2 separate regions of the Homo sapiens genome follow, and region 1 is linked to region 2. A link is a loop called in an ENCODE intact Hi-C map of the cell type or tissue named here. Cell type or tissue: ascending aorta. All regions are shown on one strand. Links, peaks and the distances in the headings refer to the core of each region. The heading gives the core; the rest is flanking DNA.

Region 1 (13,099 bases), core at 1,768-6,767, 59 kb before region 2:
GAATACATACTTTCTTGATTTTAAATACCTGCTTATATTAATATTCTCACATTTTCATGATTAAGAAAGCCATTAATTTTCTGAATCCTATCCTTGGTTTTCATTTTACAAGATTTTTCTTACCTTACCCAGATTTCACTCCGTGGGTTTCAGCCCCAGCACTATTGGCATACTGGGGAATAACTTTTGGCTCTGGGGCTGTCCTGTGCATGGTAGGATGTTCAGCAGCATCCTTGGCCTTTACCCACTAGATGCCAACAGCATTCCTCTCCCCACATGAAGGCACGGACACGACTCACTGCAGCCTTGACCTCCTGGGTTCAAGTGATCCCCCCTGCCTTGGCTTCCTGTGTAGCTGGGACCACAGGTGCATGCCACCCCACTCAGCTATTTTTTTTATTTTATTTTTTGTACAGACAGGGTCCCACTATGTTGCCCAGCTGGTCTTGGATTCCTGGGCTCAAGTCAGCTAATTTTTAAAAAATGTATTTACCTTTTTACATTTTCTTTTTCTCATTTTAAGTTTAATTCTAAATATGGGACTCTGCTTGGTAAGGCTGACTAATTTTTTGATTGTTTGTAGAGATGGGGTCTCACTTTGTTGCCCAGGTTGGCCTGGAACTCCTGGGCTCAAGCAGTCCTTCTGCCTCAGCCTCCCAAAGTGTTAGAATTACAGATGTGAGCCACTGTTCCAGGCCTCCCCAACTTCCATATTAATAATCAAATATGTCTGCAGACATTGCCAAGTGTTTTTTAGGAAGCAATCTCCCCACCTTGAGAAATACTGCTGCAGCCTTAGAGCAAAAGAAGGAAAAATAGAAACACCTCATAGTCTACTAGCTAATATCCAAACAGAAAGAACTATTAGACTGAAGTATGCTTCTGTTTCATTTTCCGTTCCAGAGCCAAGTACTTGTTCACCTAACCAAGAAGCTCTAACTTATTAGTTTAAAGAAGATTTGAGAATAGAGGTGGAAGCCAAAGGATAATGAATAAATTTGTTAATTTATCTTTCCAGCCAGTGACTTTGGTTGATATTTCTTCGCAGTCACATATCTCAAGTACTGTTTGTCTTTTTACTTTTGATAAATCGTATTTTATATATGTATGTTGTGAATCAATGCCTTGTTTTCCATTAAATGTCTCAAAGTTAACTTGATGAAGTTGAAAGTTTTTTATATGTGACAAATTTATATCCAAGTCTTGATTAATTTCTGCATCAAAAGTTCTGTTTCCTTTTCAGTGTTTCTCAGAATGTGCATTCAGTTTTAGAGTTGGCTACTGGCTTTGGATGAGAAAGTGGAAGAGAAGTATGAAAGAGTGTCCTCTGTCCTCCTTCTTGAGACACAACTTGTTCTTCTTTTCAGAGGGAAGAATAGAACAGAATTTCCCAGCCTAGAACATAAACATGCTGTCAGATGCCTGGAAATCCTGCTTGGCTGTCAAAGACCAGTTCACTTGCCTGCTCTTCTATGAGGTTCCTGAACCGGCTAAGCAAAACAAGTCTGTCTCATCCTTTCTTTCTGGTAATGTTTCAACACTGCCTGACATCATGCTGAAGTGGGGACACATGTCCCCCTTTAACCTGGCCCCTCCATTTGGCTGTGAGCACTTTATGGTCATGAACTTTTTTATATGTATCCCTGGAATCTCCAGTGCCTATGATGGCACTTGGCACATACTAATTGCTAAACAAATGTCGTTTAGTTTGGATTGTTTAAATCATTGAACCTTCTCCTCTCAAACCTTATGACTGCTTTAGAAGTATTTATTGTTTCTTCCTTTTGGAGTTCATGTCTTTGGAATATTCCTTCCATGCCCAGAGATCAGCATTGCTTTCTTACATTCAGTGAAAGATAAATTTCATCATCACGATCATCATCATCATCACTATTAATAAGTAACTTTTATGTGCCAGACACTTTAACATAATCTTATCCAATATTTTGCAATTACATTGCAAAGCAGGCATTGTTATACCCACTTCTCAGATGAATTAGAAAGCTGAAGCTCAGAGAGGTTGAGTAACTTACCCAAAGTCACCAAATAATAAGCAAACTAGAATATAAAATCAGATCTCTAATTTCTAAATATTTACTCTTTCCACTGTGTCATTCCAGTATGTCACACAGGGTAGTCTCAGGGGAAGCTCCAATGTGGAATGGAGTAAAAGCTTTGGTCAAAGACATTTTTATTTTCTTCCCTGAGAGACATTCAAACCCCTAGTGGTTGCTTAGATTTCTCCTGTACAGAAGAGAATGCTTTACCTGTTAGGGTTGGAAGGACACACCTGGAAAATTAGTGTGTTTGTGGTGATTCAGGGACCCCTTAGAAGGGTCGCCTAGGGTAGTAAGAACTCTCTGGCATGGTCCAACCTCATTTCCTCCTGTTCAGTAGGTCATATCTCTGGGATTGTGCAAGGAAGGGAACATTTGAGGCAAGGCCAGCAGGAGAATGTAGAGTGGGGCAAGCCTGGAGAACATCACAGCTCTAACCAGAACTTTCTCATGCTGACTTCTGAGTGACCACTTGAGCAATTCATTGTGTAGTTTTTCCCACTCTTTTGCTCCCAGTGTATATTGGATAGTGACTAAGACAATTTCGAGAAGAGGGCACTACCAATAATTACACTGGGATATCAGATTGCAACTAGAACTTTCCTGGCGAGACCAGGATATACGTTCTCCCTATTTGGAAGTCCTGTTTTCATGGTTTCTCAAAAGCCCAGAGTGCGAATGCCTCTGAGACACTTTGGGTTTTGTTTGTTTGTTTTGTTTTGAGATGGAGTCTCACTCTGTTGCCCAGGCTGGAAGGCGGTGGCACGATCTCAGCTCACTGCAACCTCTGCCTCCCGGGTTCAAGTGATTCTCATACCTCAGCCTCCAGAGTAGCTGGGATTACAGGCACGTGCCACCATGCGCAGCTAATTTTTGTATTTCTAGTAGAGACGGGGTTTTGCCATGTTGGCCAGGCTAGTCTTGAACTCCTGACCTCAAAAAATCTGCCTGCCTCGGCCTTCCAAAGTGTGGGGATTACAGGCATGAGCCACTGCACCCGGCCCGCTGAGACCCTTTGAACTGGCTGGGAGACCTCACAAGGTAGTACAAATTGATGGGGCCTTACCCAAGCTGGATAGCTTTGGATAAGCCATGCAACCTCTCTGCATTCAGTTTCCTCACCTATAAAATGGGTACAGTGGTATTTATCTCAGGAGCTCACATGGAGCAAATGAAATATAATATATACCATGTCTAGTACATAGCAGTCCCTTTCTTAGCTGGATTGGGGGACCCCAGCAGGTACTGGTGGTGATGGGGATCATTGGATATTGGTCCAGGTTCAGGAAAACTCTGGAAACCCTGAGTAATGACTGGAGGTTTAGATTCCTCTGATTTGAGGATTCTTGGCTTACTCTCAGTTGATCAACATGGACCCCACTCATTCTGACTGGCTAAGGAATATCTATCCACCAGATGTCAATAAGGGGCAGGGGGACAGGTGGGAAGAAGAGAAGAAAGGGCTTTGAAATGTGCTTCTTGGACTACCCTGGAAATGGGTGGTGGGGGAGAAAGCCCTGACATAGTCCTGCCCAGTGACAACCTGGGAGAATATGGGAGCTAATCTTGGTTGCTGTTTGCAATTTCCACCCAAACAAAAAGGAACCAAAGGAAAGAGATAAGCACCTTAAGTCCAGGGCTGGAAAAGCCCTCAAGTTTTTCCTGTTTTTTTTGGGTGGGGGGAGGGGCAAGGGGCTGGCAATATGCTTTCAACCTCCTGACTGGACAATGATTATTTGGGCATCCAAGCTCAGGGAGCATTTTCCAAGACTCATTAGAGTTTAGAAGAAAATGTTTGGTGCAAGGCCCCCTCTTAAAGTAGCCTCCACCTTAGCCTTCCTTGCCCTGAGGGAAGGGGAGAAGGGGGCCCGCCTCTCTGCGATTCACTAGGTTTGCTCAGAAGGTAAAACTGTTGAGCCCTGTGCTTGCTTAGTCAGTCTTGGTTAGTTATGCCAGAACAGCTAGAAGATGGGCAATGTGACGTCTGTTCCCTGAGACCTCACTGGCAACACCAAGTAAGTAATAGGCAGGCCTTCCAAAGGGGCAAGGACAAAATTGACTCAGGTTACAGGCCTCCCATGAGGTAAGCACACAGCTGGGCCTGGGCTGGCACCAGGCAGGGAAACTGACATGCAAAGCAGTGCATTCTCATCTTCTGCCCTATCTTTGAGGCTCTTCCTGAGGCCTGGAGTTGTTTTCAGCCTTCCACGCTCCTCTTTGCCATTCCAGTGGGAGGAGAAGCTGATGTGCAGAAATACTAGAAGGCACATGGCTGGGTGCTATTTCTGGCCTGGGCTGAACTCACGAGTCCTAGAAAGAATGTTTCTGACACTGTTTGCCTTCCGAGAATCCATGAAGCCCAGGGACAAACCCTGCCTGGCTCTGTACTGACTCAGACCCATGGGCTTGCCAACCATGGCATCCTGAGGGGCTGGAGAAAGAGGGTGATGAAAACAGTGACACTGCATGGAAAGAGCCCCCAGCGGCTGGCTCAGAGCACACTGCACCCTTGGCTGCTCCTTTTATTCATTCATGCATTTATTAAGCAATTGTACCTATCAGAGGTTCTTCTAGGTGCTTGATATACACAAGAGAACAAAACAGACATTTCTGTTTTCAAAGATTTTACATTCTAGCAAGGAGAAGGCAGATAATTAAAAGTGAACATAATAAATCAGTAACATTTTGTTTGTTTGGTTTTTATTCGAGACAGAGTCTCGCTCTGTTGCCCAGGCTGGAGTGCAGTGGTGTGATCTCGGCTCACCATAACCTCTGCCTCCTGGGTTCAAGTGATTCTCTTGCCTCAACCTCCCAAATAACTGGGATTACAGGCACATGGCACTGCACCTGACTAATTTTTGTATTTTTAGTAGAGACAGGGTTTCACCATGTTGGCCAGGCTGGTCTCAAACACCTGACCTCAAGTGATCCACCAGCCTCAGCATCCCAAAGTTCTTGGATTACAGGCATGAGCCACCACACCCAGCCTAAAATGTTTAATATGTTAAACGGCATTAAATGTTAAGGAAACAAGAGAAAGCAGAGTAGAGTAAAGGAAATCTGTGCTGGATGGGGAGGCTGTAGCTTTAGATGGGGTGGTCAGGCTGGACGTCATTGACCTAGAGAGCTGCAAAGACGTGAAGGAAGTGGTTAACTTAGCCAGGCTCACAGCTGGGGGAAGAGTGATCAGGGTAGGGAAAACTGCTAAAGCAAAGGCCCAGGGATGGGAAGACGTGTGCTACATCAAGGAACAGCATAGAAGCCAGTGTAGCTAGAGCAGAGGAAGCAAAGAGGAGAAAAGTAGAAGCTTCAGAGAGGTGATGGGCACTGAGGAAATAACAGATCCTATGGTGCTTTGTAAGTCCTTTGTAAGGACATTGGCCTCTACTTTGAGTGAAATGGGGATTCACTTCAAGATTTTTGAACAGAGAAGCAGCATGATCTGACATTTTTGGAAAGAATCACTCTGGAAAGATGGCAACAGCAGTGTTAGCCTAGTTTTTGGATATTTCTGAATCCTCACATAAAAACAGAAAATAGAATGAGAACCAAAGCTGGGATCCATGGCTCATGCCTGTAATCCCAGTACTTTGGGAGGCTGTGGCAGAAGGATCATTTGAGCCCAGGATCTGGAGACCAGCCTGGGAAACATGGTGAAGCCTCATCTCTACAAAAAATACAAAAATTAGCCAAGCGTGATGGCATGTGCCTGCAGTCCCAACTACTTGGGAGGTTGAGGCAGGAGGATTGCTTGAGCCTGGGAGGTCAAGGATGCAGTGACTCAAGAAGGCACCACTGTGTGCTCCCATCCCCCTAAAAAATAAAAAATAGAATGAGAATGAAAACCCTTGGACAACATTTAGCTCAAAACTAGGTGATGAAGTATCCTTATGAACCCCAAAATAGAAGTGGAGAGAAACAAATTACTTATAGCCACAGACCTGGACAGGTATCAGCATCAAGGCAGAGGAAAGGGACAGAGTATTTGGTGGGCCTGAGAACAGGAGAGCCACAAAATAGCCAATAGTTATTGTATGGAAAGCACAGGAGGGTAGTTTGAAACACACTCTACTGGCAGGTGGTGCAACGACCTGCAGCAAGGTCTGCAGGTAGGGGCTGAAGTGCAGTACCCGGACCTGGGGAGCTGACCATCGCAGGAATCCTGGACACCATCTTATGTGAAGAGGAACTGCTGGGTGTGGAGTGAAGAACAAACAGGACAGCACAATAAAGAAACGGAAAGAGAAGGTCAGAGCAAAGTGGTGGAAGAGAACAGAACCCGGAAATCTCAGAAAACAAAAGCCTATGGGCTTTTGTTTGGTTTTGTTTTTTCAATATGACCCAAAAATAATACAGGAGGAAGCTCTGTGAAATTAGAGAAGCTAACTGAATCAAGGCTCCTTCTAGCAGTTCTAGAAAATTTACTTTCCATAAAAATGAGCAACAGAAATGTGTCAAATTCAAATTCAAACAGAATGTTTATAAGGAAAACAGTAATAATAATGTCCCCACAGATCATGAAATCATGACAGGAAGATATGCTAAAAGAAAAAAAAAAAACAGAAATATCCAAAATACCTGATCAAAATAATAGTATTCTTTTTTCAAAATGAAGTAAAAGACACTAAGAAAATGTCTTAAATTAGCTGGGCATGTTGGTGCACCTGTAGTCCTAGCTACTCAGGAGTGGGGCTGAGGCAGGAGGGTCATTTGAGCCCCGGAATTCTAGGATACAGTAAGCTATGATCACGACACTGCACTCCAGCCTGGGCAGCAAAACGAGACCTCATCTTTTAAAAAAATTATATAAAAAAAAGAGGCTGGACACAGCGGCTCACGCCTGTAATCCTAGCACTTTGGGAGGCCAAGGAGGATCATTTGAGCCCAGGAGTTTGATACCAGCCTGAGCAACATAGTGAGATGCCATCTCTAGTTTTAAAATAAAATTTTAAAAAATTAAAAATTAAAAATAAATAAATAATGTCATATCAGAATTAGATAATATACATCAGAATTAAATAAGCTCAGAAAGGAGGTGACAAAACTTAGGAAATAGAAAGAAAAGGAAAAAAATCAAAATAAAGATCAAACTAGAATGAATACAAAACCAAACAAATATAACAAATATAACAACAGAAATAGAAAGTCAAAAGGCAGAGAATTATAAGAATCAAAAAGGAATGCAGAAAGATTAAAAAGGATTTGAGAAAAATGACAAATATTTAAGACAGGCAAAAAGATATGATACAAAGATAATGAGAGTTCTGAAGAAGAAACCAAAACAAAGAAACAGAATGAATACTCAACACTATAACTCAAGAAAACTTTCCTGTCCCAGCTACTCGGGAGGCTGAGAGGGGAGGAAAACTTGAGTGCAAGAAGTCGAGGCTGCAGTGAGCTGTGATGGCACCACAGCCTGGATGACAGGGTGAGACTCTGTGTTAGAAAACAAAAAACAAAAAGCAAAAAAGAAAACTTTCTAAAATTGAAAAAAAAGATAGAAAAAAATATTTTTTTTGAGATGGAGCCTCGCTCTTATTGCCCAGGCTGGAGTGCAATGGCGCGATCTTGGCTCACTGCAACCTCCGCCTCCCAGGTTCAAGAGATTCTCCTGCCTCAAGGAAAAGATTCGAAACTACATATTGCAAGAGCACATAATGTGCTTGAGAATAAACATATATTAGTAAAGTTTTTGACATGATCTAACAGTTCTAGAAAATTTAGGATCATGAACAAAAAAAAGCCAAAAACATATATTAGTAAAATTTTTAGACTTTAAAGGAAACGAAGGAATCCATTTGGCATCTCAGTAAAAAGTGCATGTTACTTGTAAGGGAAAGAAAATTAGTTTATCATTAGACTTTTCAACAATAATGCTTAATAAGCAAATGGAGTAACATATTTAAGGTGCTCAAGGAAGGAAAATGTAAACTAAAGATTTTAAATCTGGCCAAACTTAACCTTAAAGCAGAAAGGACACTGATAAATTTATCAACATGTAAGAAGAACTTAAGGAATATCACTCCCATGAGCCCTTCTTAAGGAATTTATTAAACAATATGCATTAGACAACCCAAATGACTTGAGAACAATCAGCATAGAGATGACTGGTGAGCATTAAATATATAATCACTGGTAGAATTAGATTAACTGAAGGTTAAAAGACAGAGGGTATAGTATATGTAATAGTTATATGCTCTGACAATGCAAATTTAGTATAACCAGAGAATGTGTATAGGATCAGCAAAATTTTTTAAGCTGTTTTCAATAATCATAATGACTTGTGGTAGTATTAATATGGTCATTCTGAGACTATTGTATTTATAATGCAGGATAAAGCAGATGAGAAACTGTAGAATATTCTATTATCCTTAGGTCCTTGAGAAACAGGATTTTCAGAATTTGAATCAGAAATACCAGCCCTGATTCGAATTGGAAACATCACTATGAACTCATGAAGTATTTCATCTTGACATATATATATATATTTTTCCCCTACTCTGTCTATTAAAATCAGCCAAGAAACACTGCAGGCCTGGGTCACAAACTATTCAAGATGAGCCTGAAACACGTTTTCATACCACGTAGTGAAAAAGTTATCAAAGATTATGAATGGGTTTTCTAGGGCTGTTATAAGTGCCACAAACTTGAGTGTTTAAAACAACAGAAATTAGGCGGGGCACAGTGGCTCACGCCTGTAATCCCAGCACTTTGGGAGGCCAAGGCGGGTGGATCACTGGAGTTCAGGAGTTTGAGATCAGCCTGGCCAACATGGCGAAACCCTGTCTCTACTAAAAATACAAAAATAAGTCGGGCGTGGTGGTGCGCATCTGTAGTCCCAGCTACTTGGGAGGCTGAGGCAAGAGAATAGCTTGAACAAGGAGGTAGAGGTTGCAGTCAGCCAAGATCACACCATTGTACTCCAGCCTAGGCAAGCGTGAGACTCCGCCTAAAAAACAAACAAACAAATAAAAAACAAAACAAAACAAATTTATTCCCCCTCAGGCCTGGAGACTAGAAATCTGGAATGTAAAATCAAGCTGTTGGCAAGATTATCCCCTCTGGAAGCTCTAAAAAAGAATCTGTTTCATGCCCCCCTCCTAGCTTTTGGGGGTTGTTGGCAATTCTTGGATTCAGCTTGTAGATGCACCACCCTAATCACTCCCTCCATTGTTACATGACAAATGTCCCTCTTCTTTGTTTTTTTGAGATGGAGTCTTGTTCTGTCACCCAGACTGGAGTGCAGTGGCACAATCTTGGCTCACTGCAACTTCTGCCTCTCGGGTTCAAGCGATTTTCTAGCCTCAGCCACCTGAGTAGCTGGGATTACAGGAGCATGCCTCCATGCCTGGCTAATTTTTGTATTTTTATAGAGATGGGGGTTTTGCCATGTTGGCCAGACTGGTCTCGAATGCCTAACCTCGGGTGATCCTCTCACCTCGGTCTCCCAAAGTGCTGGGATTTCAGACATAAACCACTGTGCCCAGTCCCTCTTCCTTTAAGAACACCAGTCAGATTGGATTTAGGGCCCATGTGAATTCAATATGACCTCTTCTTAGTTTCATTACATCTGCAAAGACCCTATTTCCAAATAAAATCAGTCATAGGCTCCAGGTGAACAGGAGTCTTGGGAAATCCTATTCAACTTAGTACTGACTGCTAGGGTCAGGTCAAAAGAACAAAAAGAAGCTCACCCAGCTCACCTCTCCTGGGCAGCATTCCATGGCCCAGATTGTGCCCACCATCCTGATTTACCTATCCTGTGTCTCATTTTCTTAAACCCCTGTTTCCTGCTAGTTTGTCTGATAGATGATATCAAATCCATTAATGTTGAACAGGAGCTGTTTAGACATGGTCCACTTACATCTTCACAAATGTATTTTAAGCCATGACTGAGAGAAGGAAATCACGAAGCAATATCTGGCACTCAGCAGACATGGTGGACCTCACCGTTATGTAGGAAGCTCAATGCTCTGACAAAAAGAGGCCTCTCTTGGTTCTTGCCCTAAGAGTGAGGTCCTGATGATCACCCTGCTGGGTGCAGAGTACTTGCTCTAGTTGGATCTTACCCATACCTCTCTCGATTTCTCTTAGCCTCTGGAGGTTGAGCTCAGTTACCTAAGAGCTTGCAGTCACATGTTAGCTGCTGAGCACTGTTCAGCCCAGGGTGAAGGAGAAAAGGACATGGAGTCCACTTTCTGAAGGATTTTTCAGGTTAGAGGCTCTGAGTCCTAAGTTTTGAATCTGCTTATTAACACAGTGGGTCTCATCACTCCACTCAAGGCCAGTCTGGGCCCAGGGTTCAAAGTCATGGTTGTGTGAGGAGAACTCATTGCACACCACAATTTCTGTATTGTGCTTCAAAGAAAGGAGAGCAAAGGCATCTGGGCATCTGGTGTTGGAAAAATGGCCTGTATTTTCTTTCTTTTTTCTTTTTTCTTTTTTTTTTGAGACGGAATCTTGCTCTGTCGCCTAGGCTGGAGTGCAGTGGCATGACTTCGGCTCACTGCAACCTCTGCCTCCCGGGTTCCAGTGAGTCTCCTGCCTCAGCTTCACAAGTAGCTGGGATTACAGGTGCCCACCACCACGCCTGGCTAATTTTTTGTATTTTTAGTAGAGACAGGGTTTTGCCATGTTGGCCAGGCTGGTCTCGAACTCCTGACCTCAGGTGATTCGCCTGCCTTGGCCTCCCAAAGTGTTGGGATTACAGGCATGAGCCACCATACCCGGCCTGTATTTTCTCTACTCCCTCTTTGGCGTTCAGCCTTAGTTCTCTCAGCCTCACTGTGCATGGAGCTTGGCTCCTCAGCACCCACAGGTCCTGACAGACCCTCCTGTCAATGGGCTAGAAGGCATGTCCAGCCAGGGAGCCCTGATCTGGGAGCAGTGAACACTCCCATTCCAGCTCCAGCCTTTCACTAAGCAAACAAAGCAAACAACCCACTTTCAGTCCCCAAAAGTCATCTTTGGCCTCTGTTAAAAAAAAAAAAAAAAAGCGTGTTAGAGTATTTGTCCCCTAGGGGTGACCTATTTGTGTCACAAGATTTTCAGTGATGACTTCTTCTCTTCCTCCTTGTTCCCTGAAGATGCCCAAGAGGCAGGCATGGACTTATTATGGGCACAAATCCTTTACATAATAGGACTTTTATTTTCAGATCCCTAGTGACCCTCAGAGTACCCATGATCCCTCTGAAATTGTATGGGCATTTGAAAAATATCTTTTTTTTCCCCCATTGGAGAGTTTGGCTATGGCTTTAATCAGATTCTTTTTGTGTTTGTCAGACAAGAAAAAAAAAAACAGTCAGTAAAAACAAAAACACTGTCCTTTTATTATCCCTGCAAGATAAAACATAATCTCCTTTTCACTTTCTGATACCTTCTTCACAATTTTATTTAGAAATAATTTTAATATTTCCAACTGTTAAAATAACCCAGCCAGGCATGGTGGTGTGTGCCTAGAGTCCCAGCTACTCTGGAGGCTGAGGCAGGAGGATCACTTGAGCCTGGGAGGTCAAGGCTGTAGTAAGCCATGATAGCACCACTGCACTCCAGCCTGGGCAACAGAGTAAGACCCGGTCTCAAAAACAAAAACAAGCACACAAACAAAAACCCTTGTAAACTTATAAATATTTGTCCAGGGCTTTTGAGTATCCAAAGATCTCAATCTCCTTTAGCTTTCAGAGACCCTGTGAAGTTACATACTACAATCACCCCATTTTACAGAGGAGGAAATAGGCTCAAGGAGGCAGGTAGGGCCGGGTGTGGTGGCTCATGCCTGTAATCCCAGCATTTTGGGAGGCTGAGGTGGGCAGATCACTTGAGGTCAGGAGTTTGAGACCAGCCTGACCAACATGACAAACCCCATCTCTACTAAAAATACAAAAATCAGCCAGGTGTGGTGGTGCACACCTGTAGTCCCAGCTACTCAGGAGGCTGAGGCAGAAGAATCACTTGAACCTGGGAGGTGGAGGTTGCAGTGAGCCAAGATTGTGCCACTGCACTCCACAGAGTGAGACTCTGTCTCAAAAGAAAAAAAAAAAAAAAAAGGAGGCAAGTAGATGACCCAGGGTGATCTAGAATTCTGATTGAAATCTCTCCCTCTAGAGAAGAAAGCACTTCTCACTCTACGCAGAGCAGAAATAGTACAACAGCCTATCACTTCCTTTGTGCCAAGAGGCTGAGAAATTGTATGCACATTAAAAAATATACATGAAAGAAATAGTTTTTGGATGGGAAAGAAGGGCTTATTTTATTTGTAGACAACTTCTCTAGGCCATGTTACCGAAGTATGTGTGGGGTAGGGGGGTTTGGGGGTTGCTTTCTTGGAAGTGATTGGATCACTGGAACCCAGGAGGCAGAGGTTGCAGATAAAAAAAGCTAGGGTGGAAAAAGACTTGAAAGGAAGGATGCCCCCTTTCCACCAATTCCCAGGAAAGTCTCCTAACATGGCCTGTCTCCTCATTTTCATCTGTAAAGGGTCATGTCTGAAAAGAGCTTTGCAGTGAAGTTCAAACAGCTGCCCACTCACATTTTTCTAGCCCACAGACTGTTTCCCTACCCAACAAACATCGTTCCAATGTCACTGTGATTGCTATCTCTGTGGCAGTAACAATACCCTGAAGACAAATCTTAGTCCAGGAGTTCAGGTTTTTACTAAGTCTCTTACTCATTTGCCTCCCGTGTTTCTTTTTACTTGGCTATTTAACATTCCCCAGCCTTGAGGACAGGGTGCATGAGAATTGTGTAATACTGATTTAAAGCTAATGTTCTATGTTGTTCTCTTCAGTCTGTATCTGTAATCTCTAGGGGCTCTGCCACGTCAGGTGCCCTCTCACAGTCTCCTGAGTCCACAGCGACTTCCTGGCACAGACAGATGCAGCACCAGGGTGCTCAAAACCACCTCCCATTCCCTCCTGTGGTCCCCAAGCTCACCCTTTTCCTGACTGCCCCGTAGCCTGAGCCTGATGTACAAACACGTGGAATCCATCTTGTTATGTAAGCTTCCTGGTTGCTGAGCTGGGTGACTCAGTGCCGAGATTGTC
Region 2 (16,333 bases), core at 6,265-11,264:
CCGCCTCCCCGGTTCAAGCGATTCTCCTGCCTTAGCCTGCTGAGTAGCTGGGACTACAGGCATGCACCACCACGCCCAACTAATTTTTTGTATTTTTTGTAGACACAGGGTTTTGCCATGTTGGCCAGGATGGTCTTGATCTCTTGACCTCATGATCCGCCCGCCTCGGCTTCCCAAAGTGCCTGGATTACAGGTGTGAGCCACTGCGCCCGGCCAGGTCACTCAGCTTTCTTCTGGGCTTCTTGATGACACTGGGAGACAGGGAAAAGTGTTCTACATTTGAAAAACAAATTAAAAAATTATTAATCCCCACCATTACTAGAGTCACATTTGCTCACAGTAAAAGACTTGGGCAGCACAGAAATATACAGGAAAGAAGAAAGCAAAGATCACCTGTAACTCCAAACCTGGAGAAAACCTCTCTGGGCATTTTGGTGTATTTCCTTCTCTCTTTGTTCAATGCCTATCTTTATCTCTATCTCTGCTTATAATGCATGGTGTCTATTGGACGTCGTGCTTGTCTCCCCATCCACATTGGCATTGTTTTCTGAGTATTTCCCATTAAAAGTTCTTCCAAAGCAATGATCATTTAATGAACAGGTATTCACCTTCCAAGATGAAGACAATGTTTTTATCTAGGTATTAGCATTGAATTAGTCTTGACTAAGACAATGTTCTTATCTAGGAATTAGTATTGACTATATTAACATCCCCATTTAACACCACACACACACACACACTCATACATACACACACACACACTCACACATACATACTTCTGTCTGAAAGTTTATTAGGAAGGCAGGTAGATGAAACAGCCCTCACTGCAAGGCACAGGCCCTTTACGTGAGATCTATGGGGAGGATGTGGGGCAGGAGGCTGGGGTAAAACATGGGCCTGGGAACATGGCTTCCAGCTACTCGTTGCCCCTCTTGAAATTCCCACCCCTTGACCTAAGAGCTTCCTCTGGGATGGAGTGTGGACCAGCTACCTGACAGGTGGGACCAGGGCTCAAAACTATGTGGGTGACAGGGTGAGGTGGCTCATGCCTGTAATCCCTGTACTTTGGAAGGCCGAGGCGGGCGGATCACATGAGGTCAGGAGTTTGAGACCAGCCTGGGCAACATGGTGAAACTTTGCTTCTACTAAAAATACAAAAATTAGCTGGGAGTGGTGGCATGTGCCTGTAGTCCCAGCTACTCAGGAGGCTGAGGCAAGAGAATTGCTTCAGCCTGGCAGTAGGGGGAAGGGGGGCAGCAGTTTGCAGTAAGCCGAGATCTCGCCAGAGTTTGCAGTAAGCCGAGATCTCGCCACTGCACTCTAGCCTGGGCGACAGAGCGAGACTCTGTCTCAAAACAAAAACAAAAACAAACAAACAAAAAAACCCTATGTGTGTGTATGTTTTGATGCTCAAGAAAGTAAAATGGTCTCTGCAAAAAATAAAACTGGATTGGACAAGGGAGTTTTATCTGTTTTCCTGAGAGTGCCAACATTATGCTCCCACATCATTGTTTATATTCCACATTGCCTGGATTGCCCTTAATCTGGCACATACTCCAGAACAGAATGCACTGTTTTCCTCAGTGATGGTGGCCAGCATACCCTGAAGGCCACCAGCACAGCCTATGTGTCCAGTCTCCAGAGGCAGGACAGAGGTAGTCTTTTGGATTCTTTGGGACTAGCACAGGACAGGATAGTGGAGTGTAGGTGGGGAGGGCAGCCAACAGCAGCTGTGAACCCATCTCAAAGAAATCCCACACGAGGCTGGGCATGGTGGCTCACGCCTGTAATCCCAGCCCTTTGGGAGTCCGAGGCAGCCGGATCATGAGGTCAAGAGATCAAAACCATCCTGGCCAGCATGGTGAAACCCTGTCTCTACTAAAAATATAAAAATTAGCTGGGCATGGTAGTGCACGCCTATAATCCCAGCTACTGGGGAGGCTGAGGCAGGAGAATCACTTGAACCTGGGAGGTGGAGGTTGCAGTGAGTCGAGATCGTGCCAATGCACTCCAGCCTGGTGACGGAGTGAGACTCCATCTGGGGAAAAAAAAAAAAAGAAAAGGAATCCCACACGAGCTTCAAGGGGGTGTCCCAAGGAACGGCTCTAAGACTCTAAGGGTCATGTTTCTCAGCTTTGAGGGTTAGCAGCCAGACGACCCAGGGACTGAGACCACTGGAAGTGGGAAAGAAGTGAGTAGAAAAATGAGGGTGAAGATGAAGAAATAGGAGAAGGGCTGGATTACTCAAGAGGGATACGATCATTCTGAGCCATCCAGAAAATGAGGGAATCATCAGGGTTTTGGTGGGGTTTTTTTTTTGTTTTTTGTTTGTTTGTTTTTTGAGATGGGGTCTTGCACTATCTCTCAGGCTGGAGTGCAGCTCACTGCAGGCTTAAACTCCTGGGCTCGAGAGATCCTCCTGCTTCAGCCATCCAAGTTCCTAGGACTACAGGTATGCACTACCACACCCAGCTAATTTTTATTTTTTGGAGATGGGAATCTTATTTTTTTGCCCAGGCTGGTCTTGAACTCCTGGCATTAAGCCATCCTCCTACCCCAGCTTCCCACAGGCATGAGCCACTGTGCACAGTTTGGGAACCATCAGTTTTTTAAAAAATAGGATTTAATATTTAATATTTCACAAAGAGCATCTATGTATTGCCTGAGAGGATGGGGGAGGGTAGGGCAAAGGTAGAGAAGGGGAAGGTAATCCCTCACTTTTAGTAATTAGGGCCTCAGTTATTTTTAGTAATGCAGGCTCAACAGGTCCTGAATGGGCAGGAAGGAGATGTTAAAGGAGGAAAAAGAGAAAGATGGAAGATAAAAAAAGATAAGAAGATCAGTGTGGTGGCTAACGCCTGTCATCCTAGCACTTTGGGAGGCCAAGGCAGGAGAATTGCTTGAGCCCAGGAGTTCAAGACCAGCCTGGGCAATAAACAGTGAGACCCTGTCTCAGAAAAACAAAAACAAAAACAAAAACAAAACAAAAAATTAAAAAAGGAGAGAAAGCAAGTATGAGTATCCATTGGCAAATATATACTAAGTGTCTACTATGTCTTAGGCTGTGTGCTAAGAACTGGGAATGTAGAATTAAAACTTTCTGATCTGCTGAGAGAGAGAAGAAGGAGGAGGAGAAAGAAGAAGCAAAAGCAAGCAAGAGAGACAGAGGAAGGAAGGAAGGAAGGAAGGAAGAAGGAGGAGGAAGAGAAAGAAGGAAGGAAGAAGGAGGAAGAGGAAGAAGGAAGAAGAAGAAGAATGAAAGCTTTCAAGCCCTGCCTTCAAGGAGCAGTATGCCACAGAAACTTGGTGTACAGATTGTCACTGGTTGTGTTACTGGGCTGCTGCCGAGCTGCCATCCCTTTATGGTTGCTTGTTCTTCAGGAGGAAGTCCAGTCTCCACTGTTAGATGTAATTTGTCTTAGAATCTTTGGAGGGGCCGGACTCTATAAGGCAAACCAAACAAATATCCTTTTTCTTCATTTAAATAGGGTCTGGCATGTTTAACATTCATTCCTTTTTTTTTTCTTTTCTTTTCTTTTCTCTTTTCTTGTCCTTTCTCCTTTCTTCTTTCTTCTCTCTTTTCTTTTTTCGTTCTTTCAGATGGCATTTTGCTCTGCTGCATAGGCTGGAGTGCAGTGGTACAATCTCGGCCCACTGCAGCCATTGACTCTTGGGTTTAAGCAATTCTCCTGCCTCAGCCTCGGGAGTAGCTGGGATTACAGGTACACACCACCGCACTCAGCTAATTTTTGTATTTTTGTAGAGACGGGGTTTCGCCGTGTTGGCCTGGCTGGTCTCAAACTCCTGTCCTCAAGTGATCCGCCCGCCTCAGCCTCCCAAAGTGCTGGGATTACAGGCATGAGCCACCATGCCCGGCCTCATTCATTCATTTTTCAAACCTCGAGGTTACACCTTACTACTAAAGGCATGCTACAAAGGATCTATCTAACCATTTTTTTTTTCTTGGCACTTTAAAGAACAGGGACCCTTATGACAGCCTCTCTCTGAGGCATTGACTATCTTGGAAACCATAGATTAGATTAAGAAGGGAGGTCAAAACATTCTTGAATCACTTAAAACTGGAGACTACATGGTTTCAAGATGAAACCCCTGGGTTGCACATTGGGAGCTGACATGGGAAGTCTACTTGGAGCTTCCTTTTTTTGGCTTTCGTTGGTATCCCAGTGGCTTATTGCCTGAGCAGAATCACTGAAGGTGTGTGATATGACTGAATCAATGCTCTGCACTGGCAACCAGCAGCCACCTGCAGCCACCTGAACCACCAAAGACTTTTGGGACACTCTGCTGCTGTCGTGCAAGGCCCAGCTTACAGAGATGAAGAGAGTGTGTTCCCTTCCCTTGGGTTGCTTACAGCCTAAGAGAGGAAGCAGAGAGGTAAGCAACTGATTGCAGCTTGAAACAAAATCAAATGAGTTCTAAACTGTGGAAGAGGCACTGGGACCATGAGGACTCAGATGTGAGGGCACTTAATTTTGTTAACAGAAAACCTGATGGAGGGAATATTCATTTCAGCTGAGCCTTCAAGGATACATAAGATAGCACAGGTAGAAAAGATGGAAGGTGATTTTCCAGCTGAAGGAATTATAAGGGATTTGCACAGAAACATGAAAGCATGCAGTGGTTCCAGGAAAAGTAGCTCTTTGGAGGTGGCTTGAAGGGAGGGAGAGTGCATGGGGTGATTAAGTAAAAGTCATGGGCCGGGCATGGTGGCTCACGCTTGTAACCCCAGCACTTTGGGAGGCCGAGGCGGGTGGATCACCTGAGGTCAGGAGTTGGAGACTAGCCTGGCCAACACAGTGAAACTGCGTCTCTATTAAAAACACAAAAACTTAGCTAGGCGTGGTGGCAGGTGCCTGTAATCCCAGCTTCTCGGGAGGCTGAGGCAGGAGAATCGCTTGAACCTGGGAGGCGGAGGTTGCAGTGAACCAAGATTGTACCATTGCACTCCAGCCTGGGTAATAAGAGTGAAACGCTCAAAAATAAATAAACAAATAAATAAATAAAAAGTAAAAGTCATCTGAGAGACTCACAGGAAGAAACTACAGCAACCTGCCCACAGACGGATGCTTAGGTGGGAGGTAGTGCACGTAGCCTGGCATTCCAAGTCAGGCACACCAGAGTTTGTCTCTCAGCTGTCTTATTATTGCTGACTGATGTTGAACAACTTATTGAACCTCATTTTCATATTATATAAGTGGAAGATAATATATCTGCATTTTAGATGGGTGTTAAAGTGCTGAACAAGTGAAAATGACAGACCCTCAATAAATGTAGCCCTTTCTTTTTACCTCTTCAGGCGGAAACATAATTGAGCATCAGATGATTTTCTATATTGTCATTCATTTCACAAACAGTTATTGACCAACTTCTCTGCATTGGGCCCTGTGCTAGAAGCTTGAAGGGTATTCAAAAATGCAAGCCATCAAAGAAAGGATAATATGGTTGTGAGATGATATGAGGAGAGATCAAAGGAGAAGTCAATGTCCAAGATAGCAACCCATCAGAGCCCTCACAAGGCTGCGCCCCATTCATGAACAAAGGAGCATCCAGGCAGTGAGTGCTGTGCGTGATGTACAAAGAGTGGTGTGCATGGTGGACAAAGAGTGCTGTGAGTTCAGAGTACGGTGAGGTCACTGGGATGGGCTGGAAAGGTTTCAAGGAACAGGAGAAATGTGAGCCAGACCTGGAACCTAGTTAGCATTTGGAGAGCAGAATCACTGGACGTGTGTGAAGTGACTGAAGGAAGAAGAGAGGAAAGGAATGATTGTGTTAAGTGGCAAAAACCCAGCCATGGAGCGAGGTGAGCTTAGGGGAAGTCTGGTTTGACTGTATAGGAGGAGTCCTGGGAGATAGGGCTGAGAAGGAGATTGGTGTCAGATTATGGAAAGCTTTGGAGGTCAGGCTAAGGACTTCAATTTCCATGATAGGCAATGTGTTTTTCATTGTGTGCTCTAGGGCACACAGGTCCACCTGTCACCTACACCCTGCATTTTTTTAATGCCACTTATTCTGTAGTATTCATATATTGTACTATTTTCTCTATTAGAAATATGTGTCATACTGTGCCCTAAGCAAAACTATAAATTCCACAGGATAGGTCCCATGAAGATTTCCTAAGTTGACATGATTTAATGAGGTAGCAGATTTTAGAAGCTGGGAGGTAAAGAAGGTTTAGGGATGTCCATGGAGAAGCTGGGAGCATACTGCTCTGACGGTTTGTAGAAAGTGCCAGCCACTGCACTGTCTCCACACTTGATGCCTCTCCAAATGTTGATTTTAATGCTCTTGGAGTTGCCTTGATGGTTTGGACCTCTAGTTTGAACAATATCACTGTAGACCATATTTGATGTTACTTCCCATACACTAATATCAGAATCCTGAAATATAGGTGTGATGTGGTTTGGCTGTGTCCACACCCAAATCTCATCTTGAATTGTAACTCCCATAATTCCCACGTGTCATGGGAGGCACCCGGTGGGAGGTAATTAAATCTTGGGGGCGGGTCTTTCCCATGGTGTTCTTCTCGTGATAGTGAGTAAGTCTCACAAGATCTGATGGTTTTAAAAATGGGCGTTTCCTTGCACAAGCTCTCTCTCTTTGCCTGCCATCATCTGTGAAAGACATGACTTGCTCCTCCTTGCCCTCTGCCATGATTATGAGGGCTCCCCAGTCATGTGGAACTGTGTAAGTCCATTAAACCTCTTTTTCTTCCCAGTCTCAGGTATGTCTTTATCAGCAGCGTGAAAACGGACTAATACAAGGTAGAAGGCGCATTTCTGCTGAAGGGTCTTAGATCTTCCAGATTCTTTCAGATTTTGCCTGATCAGACTCCTTCACTCTCCTAAAACAAACCAACCAAAGTAACAATAGAGCAATAGTAACAAACTCTTCAAGTAACAATACAACTGCTGTGTGTTTATAACTCCCTTGCTCTCTAGAGACCCCTGTGCTTTGATATTACCAGTTGCTCTTTCTCAGCTTAACTCCGAGGAAGAAATCAACCAAGAACCTTGGGAATCAAGTGACCAAGGGCAGAAAGCAAGAACGGTGCAGTGCAAACATGGCCTGCCTGGATGTTTGCTTTGGTTTAAAGAGTTACTAGGGATAGTATACTAACCTTTTATTTTGCAGGGGCCTTTACTTTCCTGGTAAATAGCTGTTTTTAAAGTAGCAGTTTCTCCATGTGACTGGGCAAACAGATCCTTAAAATAGATCTGACCCTTCTTTCTGTGGATCAGCCAGGGTGGCAGCAGTGACACCTGGGCCACTGGTCCCAGTTGCATGCCAGGAAAATAATCAAGCAGTAGTGTCTGGGTACTTTTCTATCCAGGGCACAGCTGTTTATCTCACTGCCTCTTGAAGCCATAGCCTGTGGTGGCCCCGACTACCAACAAGTAGTGGACTCCACACACAAGTGTCTGCAGCCCCAGGCACTGAGAGAGACCCTCCCAGTGGGGCATGTGCAGAGACTGCCTCACTGGCCTGGAGTAGATCACTTTGGTTTCACGACTCTTTTTAATGTGGTTTTCCATAGCAAGGGCAGCTAACTGGGGTGGAGGTGAATATGGGGACTGGGAAGAGGCCATTCATAGTGGTTCCTACAAGGAACAAGGTCAGTGTCTCCCCTTCCCAACAGGAGCCTGCTCCTGCAGTTGGGGGTCTGTTGCTAGTAAGTTGACTGGGTCATGCCTAGCCCTCAAGGCCCTGGATGCTGACCATCCTCAGCCTGTTTTTCTGCCCCCCTCCATATGTATTTCCTGCTGGAGTAAGACCAGCTTTTTACAGGCACTCCCCAAAACATACACATATGTGAAACTTGTGCCAGTCTTCTCTTCTGGCCTTTGTTCATGCTGTTCTTTCATCCTGGTAAGTTCTTTCCTTTCTGTATCCATTCAAATCCTTCCCACCTTTCAAGGTCTCGTATAAACCTACTGCCTCCGTAAAGCCTCCTCAGAATGTTCCTGTTTGGCCCTGGTTCTTGTCTCATTTCATGTGGGTCAGTTCAATCTCCCCATGTAGTTTGCAAGCCCCAGGAAAGCAGAGTCCATGTCAGGTCCTTTAAAGGTGTCACCCACATCCCCTAAAATAGCTCTCATTTCCTGTATCACTTATCTCTCCTTTGTAATTCACTGTTTAAAAAAATACCTTTTTTCCCCCCATAAGTGACTGGGAATGATGCTGTTCACTTCTGAAATGCCCATAGCTACTAGCACAAAGCTGGTGATCAATAAATGCTTGCTGATTGGATAATTTATCAATGGCCTATATTGAAGAGAGAAAATAGTAACTAAAATGATAAAAGCTTGAGCATGATCCATGATTCTTACTTTGGATCCTTGAAGATGATCATGTCTAAACACATAATGGCCTTTTCATGCAGTTCTCTTTCATTTAATTGCTTAAAGAGGGAGTTTGACTCCAGCCTCTCTTATATTCAGCTACAACCATTCAAACTAGTAAACTTTAAATGAACATCCTCACTGTACTGGATCCTGCTCATGGGATCTGAGGCCCTGCTCCTGGAGAAGAGAGTGGAAGAGGCTTTATTAGTCACCAACCAATCATTTCCCGCTTAGCCCTAATGGGGAGTAAGCATGACAGCTATGAGCAGTAGCCACAGGCTGTTTAGGGCAAGGGAAAACACAGGGAAGGAGATCCAAGGGATGCGAAGCTGGAATGAAGGATTTCAGCTTCCAAGAGCACAAACTGATTGATTCTCAAAGTACATACCGTAACCTGAAGTGATTCATGACCAATTATGCAAGTGGCATAGCAGACACCAGAACCAAATGAGACCTCCAAGGGAGGGAAGCCAGGCCAAAGCTCTCTCTGGGGAGCAGCCAAACCTTCAACAGTCATGGAACAAAGTCAGGAAAAGGCCCTGAGAAGAGCTAAATTTATCCAGGTTGCCTGCGGTGCCTGAGGGCATGAACTTCAGGGAAAAAAGAGCAAATGAGGAATTACTCATATGCCAGAGAGAGAGAGAGAGAGACCAGAAAAGACAGGACAATAGCTATGGCTGGTGGTTTACAACAGCACAAGAGGGAAATCTCACTAATGTTGACCAGCAGCAGCTGCCTAGCCATATCACTCTGTGTGTGTGTGTGTGTGTGTGTGTGTGTGTGTGTGTGTGTGTGTGTGTGTTGGTATGGGTGTATGTCTTTAAACTGAGGACCTTTATACTAGGGATTTAGGGTGGACAGAAGATCAGGAACCACATCAAGCTTGCACTACCTCTGATGGCTCCTAGAAAGGTAGTATTTTCCCAGAGAACTACGTAAACAGCTGAGAGTTACAAAGGCAGGCCAGCTTATACCCAATGATTGGAGCATGCAATACCCAGGGTACAATAGCTTGGTGACATAATGGTAGAATCCTACCTACTGATGGATCACAGAGAAAATGCTGAGATCATTGTCAGTCTGGACAATGTTTCTAATTTGGAAGGAGTTGGAGGAAGCCATGATAATGGGTTATCTTGCCTACTCAAGGGTGGCTCTCAAAAGTAAGGTGGGCAGGAGGAAGCAGGAGGTGACGGAGCACTTGCTGAGTAGCTATTGGTAGTTTTTTGTAAATACGCTTTCATTCAATCCTTTGAGGTAAGTATCATCTCCAATTTATAGATGACAACACTGAGACTCATGGAGTTTACGTAATCTTAACAAGGTCACCCTGATGATAAGGATTGAAGTCATGGTTCCAACTTAGGCTGCTTGCTCCAAAGCCTGGGCTTTTTCTACCCTACTGCCATGGTTCCTAGCTCTCTCTACACCTCTCAAGTCTAAAATCCCAGCCAGAGAGAACCTCCAGGGAGAGCCTAGTGTAATCAGGACATGGGGGTTGAGATTGTGAGCTCTTTGCTCATAAAACCTCCTGGATCTTGGACCAATCAAAAGCTAACAATCAACCAACACCTTCCCTGGGCCGACCAACTACTTTCCTACTTGGAATTTCTTCCAAAGTGACATTTTTTTAGAAAATACACTTAATGAGATGAAAGGTGACTGTTGTTGCCTTTTCTCTTTGCTTTTAGCATGTGATAACCTTTCTTTCTGGTCATGTCCCAGTCTTCTTGGTCTTTGCCCTCAGCACTGTGAAAGTGCATATTTGCCCAACCTTTATACCACATAGCTCTGAGCAGTACATGTTCTGATCTGGACTAAGTTCACTTAGCAGAAGAGTGGGTGGCCTCCTACTGACCCTTTCTGGAAACACCTGTCTTCAACAGGTTCTCCTGAGGCCCATCCTGGTGGCAACTGTGCTAGGATGGGGGCAGAGTGGGTGGGAGCCCATTTCTCCACAGGAAATCCAGAAACAGTCCCACCAACTTCTCCAGGATTGACCTTAAATGCCTTCACCCTCCCTTAAATCCTCCCACTTCATTCCTTTTATCACTTCAAGCATTAGCTACATATCATTGTAACCCATGTTCAATACTCAAGAGGAAAAGAAACAATCAGAAACTCACACCTTGGCTTGCTTATTCAGAGACTAGGGTCCATTCTAGGAGTTCCCTGTATTTTCCCTTACTCTTCCCATCCTAAGGCTGGTGCTCCTTGGGATTTGGGCATCTTCTGTTCTCAGTGTATTCATTCTCCCCGGGCAATCTCATCCTTTATTATGACAATGATCACCATCTCAGATCTCTCTCTTCTTAGACCTCAGCACCCACCTCTCTACTAGACACCTCCATTTGGAAGTTCCTCAGGACAAAATACATGCTCAATAACTCATTGCTGAATGCATGGATTGTTTAAACCCCAAAAAATGGGCAGCTCAGGCAGAAGTAAGCCTCTGATTTGTTGGATTTTATAGTTCCCCCTTTATTTTATTTTAATTTATTGTTATGGATTTGTGAGGCAATTTGGAGTGGTGGAAGGATCAGAATCCTCAGAATTACAACTCTGTTTAGATCCTGACCTTGCTTTAACATCTATTTCTTTTTTTTTTCCCTTGAGACAGAGTCTTGCTCTGTCACCCAGGCTGGAGTGCAATGGCATGATCTCGGCTCACTGCAACCTCTGCCTCCTGGGTTCAAGTGGCTCTCCTGCCTCAGCCTCCCAAGTAGCTCAGATTACAGGCACACACCACCATGCCCGGCTAATTTTTTTGTATTTTTAGTAGAGACAGAGTTTCACCATGTTGGCCAGGCTGGTCTCAAACTCCTGATCCACCTGCCTCGGCCTCCCAGAGTGCTGGGATTATAGGCGTAAGCCGCTGCATCCGGCCTTTGACATCTATTTCTATCTGGCTATCTGAAGGTTACAGGCTAAGCTCTGAGCTAGGCAGTATGGAGCCCCATCCAGGATTCTAGATCTGGTTCTGTTGCAAAACGGCTCTGTAGCTTTGGGCAAGTCACTTTGCCTCTCTGGATCTCCTAGTCTCTGAATAAGCGAGCCAAGGTGTGAGTTTCTGATTGATTCTTTTCCTCCTGAGTATTGAACATGGGTTACAGTGATATGCTTGAAGTGACAAAAGGAAGGAGATGGGAGGATTTAAGGGAGGGTGAAGGCATTTAAGGTTAATCCTGGGGAAGTTGGTGGGACTGTTTCTGGATTTCCTGTGGAGAAATGGGCTCCCACCCACTCTGCCCCCATCGTAGCACAGTTGCCACCAGGATGGGCCTCAGGGGAACCTGGTGGTTGGATCTCCTGGTTGAATTGCTAAGTTGAATTATCTAAGACCCATCTAACACTTACCTTTCAGGGTGAAGTATTCTAGCACCTGTAGGTAGGAAGTGTTTTTCAGACTAACTAACTGATAGTTTTTTTCTGGAAGGAGATACTATGAATCTCAGCAACTTGGAAGAGTTCATTCTGTTTTTCTAAAGCTTTTTTCAGACTCTCTGAATGAGGGTGAGGACTAGAACTAGTTGTTGTTTTCAACACTATCCAAAATTCAGACTTCTGTCATGGTAGGTGTCCACATAGCAGGCTTAAAGATGAATGTGAAAATATCTGTCTCCACAGATGCCTATGTTTGTCTAGCTTGTCCACTTTCTTTCCTTCTGATACACAGACTTGCAGAGGCAGCTGTTGCCTGAATACACAGGCAAGAGTTTCTCTGCATGAGGCTTGGGCAGCCCCATTCCCCCACAGGATCCACCGCCACCCCTTCGGGTGTGACCACTCAATAAAAACAACACACTATAAAAAGTGTTTTTAAATCCAAAAAAAAAAAAAGAGTTTCTCTGCATGGATGATTGGCTGTAAGGGAGCTGCCACTGCAGGTTGATAACTGCTTGACAAACATGCCAGACCCAAGAACCATGGCTCTAAGTTAACTTTCCATGTATTCACCTCAGTAGGTATGTATAGGGATGCTAGGTGTTTGAGGGATACTATTTAATTCTGATAGTAAATTTATTTAAATTTTATTTTGTTATATATATATATTTTAATAGAGATGGGGGTCTCGCTACATTGCTCAGGCTACTCTCGAACTCCTGGCTTCAAGTGATCCTCCCACCTCGGCCTCCCAAAGTGGCACCTAGATCTCATTTAAATTTTAATCAAAGTGACACAGACCCTGAATTTAAACAAGTTAAATGTGCTAAAAACACTTAACTCAGCAGTCCTGTAGCCTCCTGACCACCTTCTCCATGTCCTGTTCCCCAGAGGTACTTGCATTCAAATCTTTCACTCTTTCTAATGATATGTACTTTCATATTTTATTTTATTTTTTATTTTTATTTATTTATTTTTTGAGATGGAGTCTTGCTCTTGTCGCCCAGGCTGGAGTGCAATGGCGCAATCTCAGCTCACTGCAACCTCCACCTCCTGGGTTCAAGCGATTCTCCTGCCTCAGCCTCCTGAGTAACTGGGATTACAGGCACCTGCCACCATGCCCAGCCAATTTTTTTTTTTTGTATTTTTAGTAGAGACAGGGTTTCACCATGTTAGCCAGGCTGGTCTCAAACTCCTGACCTCAGGTGATCTACCTGCTTTGGCCTCCCAAAGTGCTGGGATTACAGGCCTGAGCCACTGTACCCAGCCATACTTCCATATTTCAAAGAATATGCTCATACTGATGTTGTTTAATTAATAATTTGATACTACTATTATTAGACAGGGTCTCATTATGTTGCCCAGGCTGGAGTGTAGAGGCTATTCACAGGCATCACAGTGCACTACAACCTCAAACTCCTGGGCTCAAGCAACCTCCTGCTTCAGCCTCCTGAGTAGGTGGTACTACAGGTGAGCACTACTGTGCCTGGCTAACTTGAAATAATTTAAACATTTTATTGTAGATGGCGTTTTAGATCTCTATTGCTCCCTTTTTCTTTTCATACGATTCCAGTTCCTCCAGCAGAGAAGTCAAATAATATTCAGCATTTAGATTATTATGACTATTGAAAGATTGTTCATGCTAAGCCAAGTATTGGATTATAATTTCAATTTTTGATTTTTTAGGTAATTAATGATTGCCTGCTTACATCTTTTGTTTTCTTATTACTTTTTTTTTCCTTTTTCTTTTCTTTTCTCTTTTTTTGAAACAGGGTCTCACTCTGTTGCCCAGGCTGGAGTGCAGTGGCATAATCACGGCTCACTTCAGCCTTGACCTCCTAGACTTAGGTGATCCCCCTACTTCAGCCTCTCAAGTAGCTGGGACTACAGGCATGCATCATCACACCTGGCTAATTTTTTGTAGAGATGGGGTTTTGCCATGTTGCCCCGACTGGTCTTGAACTTCTGGGCTCAAGTGATCTGCCTGCCTTGGTCTCCCAAAGTGCTGGTGTGAGCCACTATGCCTGGCCCTTAATTTTTTTTAACCTATGGCTAAATCCCTCTACCCCATTAAACATCCTCTCTGTATAAAGTTCCATGTGGTCAGAGCAGGTGTCTGTGGAGGATGGAGATACTTTTACATTCATCTTGAAGCCTTCTGTGTGTACAGCTCTATTTTTTCTTTTTTTTTTCCCTGTAGACCTTCCTCCAGGGGCTTCTGTCTTCTTGCTCCACTTTGGGTGATCCTCCAGGCCTGTAGCAAAGCTGTCCTTGTGGGACTTCCCTTCACGGTCATCCCAGGAATTTCCTTCATCTTTCTCTTATATTGCATTCCCTATTTCCTGCATCCCATGTTTTCCCCTTTCTTGGTTTACATTTTCATTTTGGTTTCATTTTATTTTCATTTTGTCACAGTCTCTAGAAATCTCTAGTAAAGGATACATAGGAGGCAAATTTTTAAAAAGTTTTGTTTGTATGAAAATGTATTTTATGTTCACATTTAATTGGGACCTTCAGTTGGTAATAGTTGAAAATAATTTTTCTTCAGAAAAACATTTTTTCATCTACTAACTTTTAGTGCTGATATTGAGAAGTCTATTGCTATTATTATCATGTGTTTCTATGGAAACTATTTTCTTCCTGGAAGCTTCTGATTATCCCTAGTATGTTATAATTCATTGTTTTTATTTAACAGTAGGGTTTGTCAGAGCTGGGTGCAGTGGTGGGTGCCTGTAATCCCAGCTATACGGGAGGCTAACAGAGGATTGCCTGGGCCCAGGAGTGAGTTCAAGACTAGCTTGGATAACATAGACTCCATCTCAAAAAAAAAAAAGTAAGATTTGTCAATGGATGGGCTACATCTTAGGGTCCTCAGGTGGCAAGTGGGCTTTTCCATACACACAATTGGTCTTATTTGGAAGACAGGAAATGCAGTGCAAAGGCCAGGACTTTGAAACGGGGTCAATGAACTAGTGTGGTAAAAGTTTAATGCTTTTCCTTCTGTCATTTAGGTGGTTTCCGCTCCCCTCCTCAACTATTCTTTCACTTTAGAAATTATCAAAGGGATTAGGTAAGTGATTACCCCCTTGGGGTAATTTCAGATTCTGTCAGAAGCCTGGAAACTTGGACAGGATGTGAGGTTGGAATTTCAGTTCATTGAGCCTAAAGAGCACCCTCTTTGAGGATGGATACCAACAGCCACCTGGAAAAGACTGGAAGAATCCAATTCCACTATCAGTGGAATTGGAATCAATGTGATTATGCCAAGCAAAAGAGTGAAACTGTTGTATAGATATGAACTCCTGATGCTATAAGTTTTTACATTTTGTTTTCAAGACAGCAGCTTCTTGCAATATCACTCCATGATTATTGCTGTCAATCAGGAAGTAGCCTGTAACAGGATACTCATATAGAGAAATAATAGATAGCATTGCCTGCAGATAAGTTGAAATGCCTTCTCCCTGCTCTGAAAACTAGACATTTTTAGATTTCATTTATTTATTTTTGAGATGGAGTCTTGCTTTGTCCCCCAGGCTGGAGTGCAGTGGCATGATCTCTGCTCACTGCAACCTCTGCCTTCGGGTTCAAATGATTCTCCTGCCTCAGCCTCCTGAGTAGCTGGGTTTACAGGCTCCTGCCACCACCCCTGGCTAATTTTTATATTTTTAGTAGAGACGGGGTTTCTCCATGTTGGCCAGGCTTGTCTCAAACTCCTGATCACAGGTGATCTGCCCACCTTGGCCTCCTGAAGTGCTGGGATTACAGGTGCCAGCCACGGTGCCCGGCCTGAGTTTTCAGATTTTAAATGAAAGATACCTGATCTATGCTCCTTCTTCTAGCCACAGTCTGCCATGTAAACGTATTTGGTCTGTTCCTGAACCCAAGGGGAATTCTTTTCTCTTTCATCTATCCATCCATTTATGCATCCAATCATCCACCTTTATCCTACCTGCCTGTCAGACCAAGTCTAAGAAGCTTTGCTCAACTATTTAATTCTACTGATTTCTCCTTTTTTTGAATACCTGCCACATAGTTATTGCCATCCCTCATTTTAGCATGTAGCAGTTCATGACTTAGATTGACTTCAGCTGTAGTCACAAACACAAATGCCTACCAAGGGCCAGGTGGATGACGTATCTGAAGTCCGCTCCGTGAATCAGATAGTAGACCTCTGGGGACTGTGTGAACTGGAGAATGGGTGCTCTCAGTAAGGGACAGCTGCCCTTTACTCCAGCCAGTTGCTGCCCACCAAAAATCCAGGTAGATGTAGATCTTCCAGTTTTTCAAGAGAGAACAGATGTCCAAATTTTTATGACTTTTTAAAGTGGTGGTTTAATTTTACAAAATCACGGTGTAGGACAAACACAATGTGTGTTTCACACTGTACATTTGCAGCCTCTGAGGTGATGAGCTTCTTGAGCTTATTGTTTCTGAATTCCATATGGCAGCTCATACATTAACTAACATATACAGTAGGTGCCTGATAAATGCTTGCCACCCTTTCCAGAGCACCACATCCAAGCCAAGTAAAATTATTGCCTCAGCTGATTCTCTGTAGCCTGTAGGTGGTGTAAAAAGAAATTTTC

What was found. Hi-C counts contacts between places; a loop is a spot of excess contacts. Peaks named below come from ENCODE experiments on the same cell type or tissue, not always from the same donor. Only the 100,000 strongest peaks of a DNase experiment are listed, where the experiment ranks them.
Region 1: it touches region 2 in a loop (2.5-fold over the local background); 11 of 110 quality-filtered maps call a loop at or near these places.

Annotation. Positions count from the first base shown.
Region 1 is chr1:182,340,381-182,353,479 of GRCh38, reverse strand. No RefSeq gene overlaps it. Among named protein-coding and RNA genes, the nearest start is that of LINC01344, 33 kb to the right of the region's middle. In ascending aorta, for the core only: no CTCF peak of the experiment used is centred there; DNase peaks (open chromatin) are centred at 2,436, 3,961 and 4,439; H3K27ac peaks cover 1,475 bases.
Region 2 is chr1:182,282,744-182,299,076 of GRCh38, reverse strand. All of the region lies in intron 2 of LINC01344 (long intergenic non-protein coding RNA 1344), which reads left to right. Among named protein-coding and RNA genes, the nearest start is that of LINC01344, 23 kb to the left of the region's middle. RefSeq lists a silencer at 5,689-5,983, a cis regulatory region at 7,096-7,107 and enhancers at 7,029-7,173, 6,852-7,351. In ascending aorta, for the core only: no CTCF peak of the experiment used is centred there; a DNase peak (open chromatin) is centred at 8,846; H3K27ac peaks cover 1,053 bases.